2 separate regions of the Homo sapiens genome follow, and region 2 is linked to region 1. A link is a loop called in an ENCODE intact Hi-C map of the cell type or tissue named here. Cell type or tissue: A673. All regions are shown on one strand. Links, peaks and the distances in the headings refer to the core of each region. The heading gives the core; the rest is flanking DNA.

Evidence for each region. Peaks named below come from ENCODE experiments on the same cell type or tissue, not always from the same donor. Only the 100,000 strongest peaks of a DNase experiment are listed, where the experiment ranks them.
Region 2: it touches region 1 in a loop (3-fold over the local background); 1 of 110 quality-filtered maps calls a loop at or near these places.

The regions. Positions count from the first base shown.
Region 1 is chr5:154,257,888-154,263,270 of GRCh38, reverse strand. All of the region lies in intron 1 of GALNT10 (polypeptide N-acetylgalactosaminyltransferase 10), which reads right to left. Among named protein-coding and RNA genes, the nearest start is that of GALNT10, 70 kb to the right of the region's middle. In A673, for the core only: no CTCF peak of the experiment used is centred there; a DNase peak (open chromatin) is centred at 2,730; H3K27me3 peaks cover 879 bases.
Region 2 is chr5:154,075,265-154,080,647 of GRCh38, reverse strand. No RefSeq gene overlaps it. Among named protein-coding and RNA genes, the nearest start is that of MFAP3, 39 kb to the right of the region's middle. In A673, for the core only: no CTCF peak of the experiment used is centred there; a DNase peak (open chromatin) is centred at 2,157.

The sequences.
Region 1 (5,383 bases), core at 251-5,250:
AAATCCACTCATAAGTAGACATTTCAGTTGTTCCCACCTTTTGTCTACTATAAATAATGCTGCTATAAACACTCATGTACAAGTTTTTCTGTGGCCATCTGTTTCCATTTCTCTTGGGTATATACCTAGGAGTGGGACTGCTGGGTCATATGGTCACTGTGTGTTTAACCTTTTAAGGAATTGCCAGACTGTTTTCCAAAGTGGCTACATCACTTATAGAACCACCAGCAATGTCTGAGGGTTCCAATTTCTCCACGTCCTTGCCAACACTTGTTATTGTCTGTCTCTAAATTGCTTTTATAGCTTTTTTTTTCTCAAACCAAGATCCAATCAGGGATTCTGCATTATATCTAGTTACCATGTGTCTTTCATTTTCTTTAATCTGGACCAATTCACCAGTCTTCTTTTGCCTTTCCTGATGTTAACATTAAAAGAATAAAAATGGGGTCTAGTTCAGAAGAGGGATTTATTCCTGATTCTGATAGGATCCTAAAGCACCCTTCTCTTGCCCATTGCACTGACAACTTGAGGGTCTTGAGGGTGCAGCCTCCAGGGAGATAAAATGGAGCCCAGCTTAGTGCTGAGCACAATGACCTAGTGGCTCTTACCTGGTAAATGCTTCTCAACCTCTTAAAGCTTCTGTTCAGCATCAACAGGGAGGCTCAGGGGAAGGACAGCAGGTCAGACTGAGGTGGAGAAGAGCGTTTCTGATGGACTCTAGGGAATCTGAGTACCTGCTTCAAGTGGCCCTTGGTGATGCCTGCCTGGCTGGGCTGTCTTGAGTGATGGAGTTAATTGGGGTCACTGAACTACAATGGGGTGTAGCACTGGAGAATAATACCTACCAGCCCCACTGCAGTAATGAGCGCTGACATATATCACATTTCAGACTGTAGCTAATTAAATACTCTACAGCTTCTCCAACAGAAATGAAGATTTGAAGCACTGAGCTGAGAGGGACAGAAGGAGGGGTCCCGTGACCTAGCTCTGGCTTAGCCAAATTCCCTGCATTGATGCCAGGCAGGTAAATCAACCTGTCTGGGCCCCTCCCTAATCTACAATGCGGGAGAAAGGAATGCACATGAGATTTCTTTAAATGTTAGGGGTCTCCCATTCTAGGCAGGATACTGTCAGTTAATGTTACCGAAAATAACTCAAATGTATTCCTTGTCAAAGGAAAATTTAGGAAGAGCTAAATGCAATACAGCTAAAGCCTACAAGGTAATACTACCAGTAACCCACATGAACTATCTCTTCTCTTTTATGGAGTATCCCACGACTCTTCCATACATGCTATCTCCTTCATCCCCAAATAGGGCAGATAGATGTTATCATTCCCATTTTGCAGAGGAAGGCTCACAGATCTGAGGTTAATTCATTCATTCTGGGGCAATAATCATAAAGCATCCACCAAGTGCCAGGTGCTATGCTAGACCCTGATGGCACAATCGTAAGCTAAATAGGTACGGATTTTGCATTTTTGCTGTGAGCTTTCAACTGGGCAGGGAAGACAATAAGTAACAATAACAGGTAAGCACCACTTTCCTAAGGGAAATACAGGGAGTCCATGTGTGGGGCCCTAACCTTGGCTAGGGATTTGCCTCAGGTGTCATTCACAGAAGGTATGAGACCTCTGGTTCCTTCCTTCCATTCTACCAAGGCAGCAGGAGATATATACCTCCGGTAGTAGGAATAAAACTCTCACCTAGGGCCTGCTTAGCTGGTGGAAGAAAAGCAATGGAACACATTTTCCCTTGTTTGGTGCTAAACACAGAACTGTGGAATGAATGCACTTTAGTGTCCAAGGGGCTCATCTCCTAAAGCAACAAGTCCAGATAAGACTCAAGGGATCTTAGGGTTTGAGTAACACCCCCGAGGTCTTTGACCTCACCAGTAGTATGTGGTGTTGCTGGACAGTGTGGACAGCCTGGGTCCCTCCCTGCTCTGGAGCTCCGTTTCTCCACCTGTAAGGTGAATAGGTTGAACTAATGCTGTTTTTTTTTCTTTTAGCTTAAACCTACTTATGAGCCATCAGAACTTTCTCTCTTCCTTTCTCCATCAAAAGCAAAGACAAGGCATGATTGATGAATTTCAATGGTGTCTCCTAAAATGAAATTAACAGTGTCAGAAATCTTTATTGACCTGTGAAGTCAGACTCTTCAAGGTTGATTGGCTGGACACAGCTGTTTAACAATGGGTGTCCCCACCCCCGCCCCAGCCCAATTTCACACTCCTTTGCAGTTAATAGGGCTATCCCATAACTCATCCCAAGCAAGTGGAGACAGAATGGCCGGTGTCTACACTTTCTGCAGAGGCTGGTTCATAAAGCAGTATTTATACATTCCCTTTAACGTGACACTGCATTAGATCTATTACCAGTTAATTAAATTGTAACCATTTTATACATGGACTTCTGGTTGTGATCAGCATCTAAATGTACACATCCATGAGGCTGCATTGACTCACGTGAAGAAGCTAAATAGTATTCACTTAAAAGAGCATTACATTATGCAGAACCATCACGAGCAGTCAACAAAGGCTTCATGTTAAACAGAATTTAAAGGGATGGTATTTGCTACTTTACTCCCTTGAGAAACATATGCTTTTAAAAGTTATTTCCTGTCTCTGAATTCCCTGCAACTAGAGTGGTTTTGAATATTTTCTGATTTGTTTAAAATGAATGATTATAAAACTTTGTTAGAAACATTTGCATTCATTTAAAAAGGGGTGCATCCTGGATTCTGCCACTGTCATAAAGGGAAAAGAGACAGGAGACTAATTAAGTAACAAAGGCTCAGCCAGAAACCTCAGTTCCAGAGTCATAATCTCCTTTGCCAGGCACGGGGCAGATGACTGGCTGCACGCTTGCTCCAGCCTTCTTGGCCTAATCCTCCCTCCTCAGCAAGAAGCATTCCGACAGTGTCTGGAATAATAATGTAATTATGGACAGCTAAAACACCTCATCCATGAAGGACAAGGATTTGGATCCTTTCAAATATGGGAAAGAGAATCAAAGGCACCTAAGGGTGGGTTTTTTTGGGAGGGTTGGGGGGAGGTGGTTAGAACTGTCTCTCTCTTTTATTTTCTGCTAAAGAATATATGCTTCTCAGAGGAGAAATAGTACTTTGACTATGACATGACAGCCATTTAGGCCAAAGTGGCCCCTGCACACAAACAAAAAACAAACAAAACATCCACAAGTGTATTTCCCTCCAAAAAGCCAATTTGTTTGTTTGTTTGTTTTCTCCCTTCATATTTCTTCCTTGGGTCTAGATTATAAAGTCCTCACTGTTCTGAAAGAAAAGATGTAGGATTGCTGGGAAGAGACTGTGTTTTATGAATTTTATATTCCCTAGATTTAGCACAGTGACTGGTATACAAAAGGTGCTAAATACATGTTTGCTGATTGGTATCAGTTATACTTCATGTTGTTGGTTAGAACTAACTTTGCTAATTTCAATTTGGAAGAAAACAATTTTGTAGAACATTTTGAGTGCAGGGGCTTATAACATATGTAAGAATTGTAACAACCAAAAGCCAAAACCAACACCTAGAGCCATGATTTTCAACCAGCATTCCACAGAGACTTAGGGGCTCAACAGAAGTGACTCAGTGGTTGTTTTAGGGGAGGAGGTGGGAGAGGCTGCTGGGCTGCTGCCCTGTCTCATGTCCATTTCAATCAACATAACTCACTTCTACCTGTTTTCTTTGCTACACTTTCACATAAAATATCATTTGAAGAAATAGTTCCTGCAACTGGATTTTCATATAATCTCAAAGCACCTCCAAAAAAGATACCTATTAATTGCAAAGAGGAAAATGGTAACTTTACGCTGGCAGACATCACCTTAACTAAGTGATCAAAGTTATATCACCCATAATAAGATGTCAGGACTATGCCCTGATATGATGCAAGGAGAAGGTAAACATCTCACTTCTGTGTTATTCTTGCCTAAATGTGTCAAATTAATCATGAGAGAACATCAGACAAAGCCAAACTGGGGGATATTCTGCAAAATAATTGGCTACTGTTTTCCAAAGTGCCAACGTCATGAAAAACAAAAGACTGAGGAGATGTCACAGGTTGAAGGAAACTAAAGAGATCCCAGAACTAAATGTAATGGGTTGAATGTGTTTTAAGAAAAAGAAATAAAAAAGGCATCAATGGGAAAAACTGCTGATATTCAAATAAAATCGGTATATAAGTTAATAATATTGTTTCAATAATTTCATAGTCTAGATAATTAAACTATGCTTATGTAGGATGTTAACATTAGGGGAAGCTGGGTAAAGGGTACAAAGAATTATTTTTGCAACTTTTTTTGTAAATCTAAAATTATTTCAAATTAAGAGTTTTTTTTTAAAAAAGTTTCTGTAACTAAAAACACTTTAATCACCATTCATGAGAAACACAATTGGACTTTTGTTTGGATTGGCCTTTAAATATGGCAAAGGCAGGCCTCAGTGGGGACCAAAAGCAATTCAACCTCATGATCAAAGCCATGAGTTTCAAATAGTCATGAATAGCCAGGCCATAATACCCTGCACCTGCCTGGAGGAAAAGTCCAAAGAGCAGGAAATAAGAATCATTTACAGTGATGAACAGGCTGATCATTCTGCACTAGTGTCAAGAAGCATAGAAAGCCCACATCCGTGTAAGTGACAAGGGTCACAGGCTAGAATCAGTGACCAGGCCAGTGGATACTCCATTTATCTGTGATCAGAATCCCAAAGACTTCACCAATCTCTTCCCAGTGTGAGTCCTCACTAGACAAGTCACACAGCCTTGAACTTATTTTATAGAAAAAGGACAGAACTCTTGTCTTGCCAAGTCTACTGATTTAGGTATATGTGTGTGGATTTTAATGTTATTCATTTAAAAAAGTTTGACTATCTGGTTTCCCCGGCAATGCCCAATTATTCCCTAGCATAATGTAAGGAATAAGCAGTGATGGAGAACTGCTCAAGACAATAGACACTGAATAAGAAAAAAAGCACTGTAGTTTGGAGACACAGGCTCTCAGTACATTCTGGGTCTACTTTTCTCTAAAGGCTCATGGACATAGAGAAAGGTATGGGAGAGGAGGGAAAGGTGGCATATTGATAGTAGCCTGAATCAATTCAGGCTTCATCTCAAAAATCCCTAAGAATTTTGCACTCTATTTCATAACATACTCATGTTTATTTTTATATAAAAATTACAGTCCTTCCTAACTCCTTTCTTCCTTCTTCTCCTGAAAAGAAATGCCGTATTTATTCTGTAGATTTTTGTACCTGCTGACATATACCTTAACTTCTAGAAGCATGATGCAAAAAGGCTCAGAAAATGTTAATTTATGTATTGTAACAGCGTATTCTGGTAGTGCAAAGAAGTGTTTCAAGA
Region 2 (5,383 bases), core at 126-5,125, 180 kb after region 1:
GACCAACCCAGACCTGTTTAATTTCTAGGCAAGAAGCACAAATTGAATCCTGCACTACATGCATTTATCTCCTCACCTTTTTCGGCAGGAATCTAGATAGGAATTAATAGACTCACTCAAAGAGGAAAAGACATAGTGGGTGCAGTGGAGTCCTTTGTCTTTACGGGGCTTGAAAGGGTGGATCTCTAACACGTCTCATTTAATATTGGCTCGAGTTAAAGTATAGTAAATTCCAGGCCAAGAAGAAGAAACTAGGATGCCACAGAATGTTAGAGATAATTTAATTTAAACTCCTTACTCAATAGATAGAGAATCTGAGCTCAGGGAGGGGACAATCTGTCCACAGCCATATACCAAACTGCTGCTGGCTGGGCTGAGGGCTACGACACCTTACTCCTGGGCCAGTGCTCTGGGCAGGGCTTCCTATCTCTGTCATTCATTTCTTTTTTTTTTTTTTCTTTTTTTGAAATGGAGTCTTGCTCTGTTGCCCAGGTTATAGTGCAGTGGCACGATCTCAGCTCACTGCAACCTCTGCCTCCTGAGTTCAAGCAATTCTCTTGCTTCAGCCTCCTGAGTAGCTGGGATTACAAGTGTGCGCCACCACACTCAGCTAATTTTTGTATTGTTAATAGAGATGGGGTTTCACCATGTTGGCCAGGCTGGTTTTGGGCTCCTGACCTCAAGTGATCCTCCTGCCTCAGCCTCCCAAAGTGCTGGGATTACAGGCATGAGCCACTGCGCCTGGTCTCTGTCATTCATTTCTGTACCACGGTCATGATTTGTGTCATATTTACACACCCTCGGCACCATTATTAACATGGTCTTAATATCTGAATCGACTGTATTTTTTTATCCTTAAATAAATTTCTTTTGAAAGGAAATTGCTGTGAAGAGAAAACAAGGATTGTTTTCCACAAATAAAAGGTGACCACAAAAAATACATGCTATGAAATGAAGCAATACATTTTAAATATATTAAATTTTAAATATAATTTAAAATTTAAGTTTAAAAGTTTAATTTAGAAGTTAAATTTTAGCAAGGTACTGCTGTGTGTGAAAAGACTGTTCACTCTCTCTGTTAAAAGGGAGATTTGTCATGTTAAAGTGAACTTGAAAGGGAATGGCTTTCTCACCATAGGAGAGGATGTTTCTTAATAAGGTGTTTATGAACCATCTAAAATTGTCTCTCATATCATGAGTGGTCAAGTTGATCAGGAAAGAAAATGTGTTTGCAAACTTCCAAGGAAATGTAATACTTGACACTACTTGGGTTAGAATCCCAACTGTGCCATTTACCAGCCACTGGATCTCCAGCAAGTTATTTAACCTCTTTCTGTCTGTTTCCTTACTCATAAAATAGGAATAATTGTGTATATCATGGATTTATTGCAAGTACAAATAAGATATACATATAAAGCCATAGAACGGCACTCAGCATAGAGTAAGCACTCAGCACCACGTATTCTTGTAATTATCATTATTAAAACTTAAAGTGGTATTATGCCCTAGAGCAGGGTTGCAACCTTTTTCTGTAGAGGGTCAGATAGCACATTATTTTACCCTTTGCAGTCCATACAGTTTCTGTTGCAACAATTCAATCTTCCATAGTTCCAAGGAAGCAGACATATTGCATACATATATTAATGGGCATAGCTCTGCTCCAGTAAAACGCTACCAGAATAGGTGGCAGGATGGTTTTGGCTGGTGGGCCATGGTTTATGCTACAGGGATATAGTTATGTAAAACAAAAAACAGGCCAGATGCTTTGTACACTATTTTCGAATGAGGTAGCGTCATACTTCATACCTTAGCCCAAATCCCAATCTTTTGAATTCAATCCCATGCACCTGAAACGTAGGTTCTAGTCCAGAAACTTTGGTCTCACTACCTGCTATCATCTTAACTGCTGCCCAAATGGCCATGAGACTAAACAGCTCTTGAACTTGAAGCAGAATAAAGGTTAAAAGCATGGGCTTGGGAATTAGAATGACTTGGGTTTGCTGCTCACCCTGCAAAGGGTATTATTTTCTTTTTACACAGGAGGAAATTGCAGCTCAGTGGGGTGGAGTAATTTGCCCAATGTCACATAGCCAGCAAATTGACATCAGTTCCACAAACATGAAATTTGGTTCTAATCCAAAAACCCTGGGGCCAGCTGCATGTCATCATGATGCTTCCTTTTCTTGTTTCTAATTTCCATGATAAAGAGGGGGAGAGCTTGAGAAGGATTTAGAGTGGGAAATAATGCCGATGGCTTAGGACAACATTTTGATCAATGGAGGAAGAAGAATGCAGTCCCCAGAGACCATAAGATATAACTGAAAGAGCACAGGGCTAGATCTGCTTCTTCCCTTACCAGTGAACCCTGGATGTGTACCTGGGCAAATGTAATGATAAGAGGCAGCATTTATTGAGTTCATATGGAGTGCTTTCTAATACCTTTATCTTATTTTCCCTTCACAACAACTCTGAGATTTTAATCCCCATTGCACAGATGAACAAGGTGAAGCTCAGAAAGGTCATTTAAATTCCCAGGGTCATAGAACTAGTGAGTGGTGCAGCTGGGATTTGAATGCTAGTCTGTCTGGTTACAAGTCCAGGTTTTTCCAATGCAAAACATCCTCAAGAGTCTACTTTCCTGCCTAGGTGAGTCCACAAATGAAGTTGTACAATGTATGCTCTGTAACTTTAGAATTGGAGGTGACTCACGTTGCAATCTTACCATGTGCTTGGCAATGTGCAAGGCCAGTCCTTCCAAATGACCCTGTGAACTCAGTGCTAATAGTATTCTCTATCAGTAGATTTGGCAACTGTGGCTCATAGACCTTAAGTAACTTGTTCAAAGTCATTCAGCTAGTAAGAAACAGGCTGGGGTTTGAACCCAGGTCAAATCCACTTCAAAGCCTGTGCTCCTAATAGGATGACCAAATAGTTTGTCACCCAAACCAGGACACTTTTGAGAGTGAAAGGCACTATTAATAATTATGTCAAGACAGCAGGCATAAACTTCAGTTCTTGACTACTGTGCTTATCCAAATGGGCTCTTTCTATCCCTCAGACCACCATGAATCATAACGTGGAGAAGAAACCCATTACATCTGGCACCACCATCATTTTCATTATTACCATTTACCTAGACAGCATTGTAAGAAAGAGGTAAAGTCCTGTGGGAATGAGGCATTTGAAACTTGGTGCTTGAGAATTTTAGAAAGGGGTGAATGTAATTGCCTCGGGAGTTGCTATAAGAAGCAGTAACAGGGCAGCTGGGACCCTCCTCGCCTTTCCTGCACTCTCTTGACTGCAGGCACTGGGTGGAAAGGAGAGATGGATTAAAAGAGAGCTCCAAGGAAATGGAGATGAATGCCTTTAGATTTGGTATGATAAGAAGAAGGGCATTTCTCAGATACATAAAAGAGACCAGATCATTATCAAGATAGTGCTTGAAAACACACATACCTCTAACCCAGGACTAGTATCACATGGTGGCAATGGTGGTGGTTGTCTCAACTGTACTCTTGGAGGTGTGCTGGGAGGATTTTCTGCTTCAGAATTCCCAGAATTCTACCTTAAGTGCCTTAACCTTCGAGTAAAGGTTCATTTCTCTAGGAGATCAGTTTTAAAAAGAAACCACCATAGAACCATTTGAGTCCACTATCAGTCATGAACATGGGGGAGTTTATTACATAGCAGACTTTCTTTTGAATCTTACAGTTGTTTAGGATGTTGGAAAGGTGAGTTTTGATAGAGAAATGGGCATAGGGGAAGCTTTGGGACCTGGGTTTTTGCCTAGAGAAGGCACCTTAGTGTGGGGTCGTGGGTAGCCAGAAGCCTAAGTGGTACACAGCAGAGCAAGAGTACTGGGGAGAAGATGGCAGTGGGAGGGTAAAGTTCACCACCGTAGCGTTGACTATGCCAAGTTCCAGGGCCAATGGCTCTGCAGAGAACTAGCAAGGTCATGGGAGTCAGAGTGGTACAAGGCAAAGAGGACAGGGAGCCAGGACCCTGGGGTGCTGAGGCCAGCTCTGTTAATGAGAGTCTCTGAGCAAGTTAATCTCCCTATGATGCCTCATCTACCACATATAAAGCTTGGCTGAAAATGTAATAATCTCTATGGTCTTTTTCAGCTCTAATACCACATGTGACTCTAGACTGTGCCACTAAGTGAATCTTGCTGTACCTAAGTGGGTGGCTTAGAGCTAAGAGGCTCTTGACTGGAGAGCAGGCGTGACCTGAGCCACTGATCTCTGCCCTCCACATTACCCCTTCTCCTCGCCTTAATTCTCTTGATGACCAAGGGAGCTTTTAGCCTCTCCTTCCCTCATTTATCCTTTTAAGCAAGAAAGGAGGGAGGCTGCATAAAGGCTTCCAGTAGCTCTCTCTCTCTCAGGATCCCAGGAGGGAGAAGATCAGAAATTAGCTAAGAGAGAACTGAGAAAAGTTTAGGTCCTAGACTACTAACTGCAGCAAGGATAAAATCTCATCTGGAGATGGCCTGAGGACTGACTACAAAGTCTAGGGGAACACACTGGGTCACAGGGGCTAAGACATTTAGCCTCTTGGTGCTTTGGTTTTTTCATCTTTAATGGGGACACAGGGGTAGACTAATATTTAATGGACCTCTATGTCGACAGTAACTAGGCTGGGTGCTTTAAGTATTATCTAATTTAATCTTCACAACAACCTCCTTTCAGGGGAAATATTATCTTCATCTTTTGGAGGAAAAACCAGCAGTGTAGAGGAGATAAATCACTTGCCCACTTATGCAGTTCAGTAGTAGTAAAGCTGGGCTGGGCGCGGTGGCTCACGCCTGTAATCCCAGCACTTTGGGAGGCTGAGGCAAGTAGTTCACCTGAGGTCAGGAGTTCAAGACCAGCCTGACCAATATGGTGAAACCCTGTCTCTACTAAAAATACAAAAATTAGCTGGGCGTGGTGGCATGTGCCTGTAATCCCAGCTACTCAGGAGGCTGAGGCAGGAGAATTGCTTGGACCTGGGAGGCGGAGGTTGCAGTGAGCCGAGATCACGCCACTGCACTCCAGCCTGGGTGACAGAGTGAGACTCCCTCTCAAAAAAAAAAAAAAAAAAAAAATACAACAACAACAAAAGAAGTAGTAAAGCTGGAATGCACACCAGGTCTGCATGACCCTAAGATTCAAAGCGGGTTTACCACATCCTGCTGCCATTTTCTGAGAAGTCTGATTTCGTCATCCTCCTGGCTCATTCAGCAGGCTCTGACGTGGAGGATGGGGAAGGGAGCTGATTGCCTCGGTCCAAGTCTCATTTATTAATTAGCCTGGCATTTGGGGCAACTTAACCTCTCTGAATTTTAGTTTCCTCATCTATATATAATGGAGGATTAGAATAGTTCTTACCCCATATATTT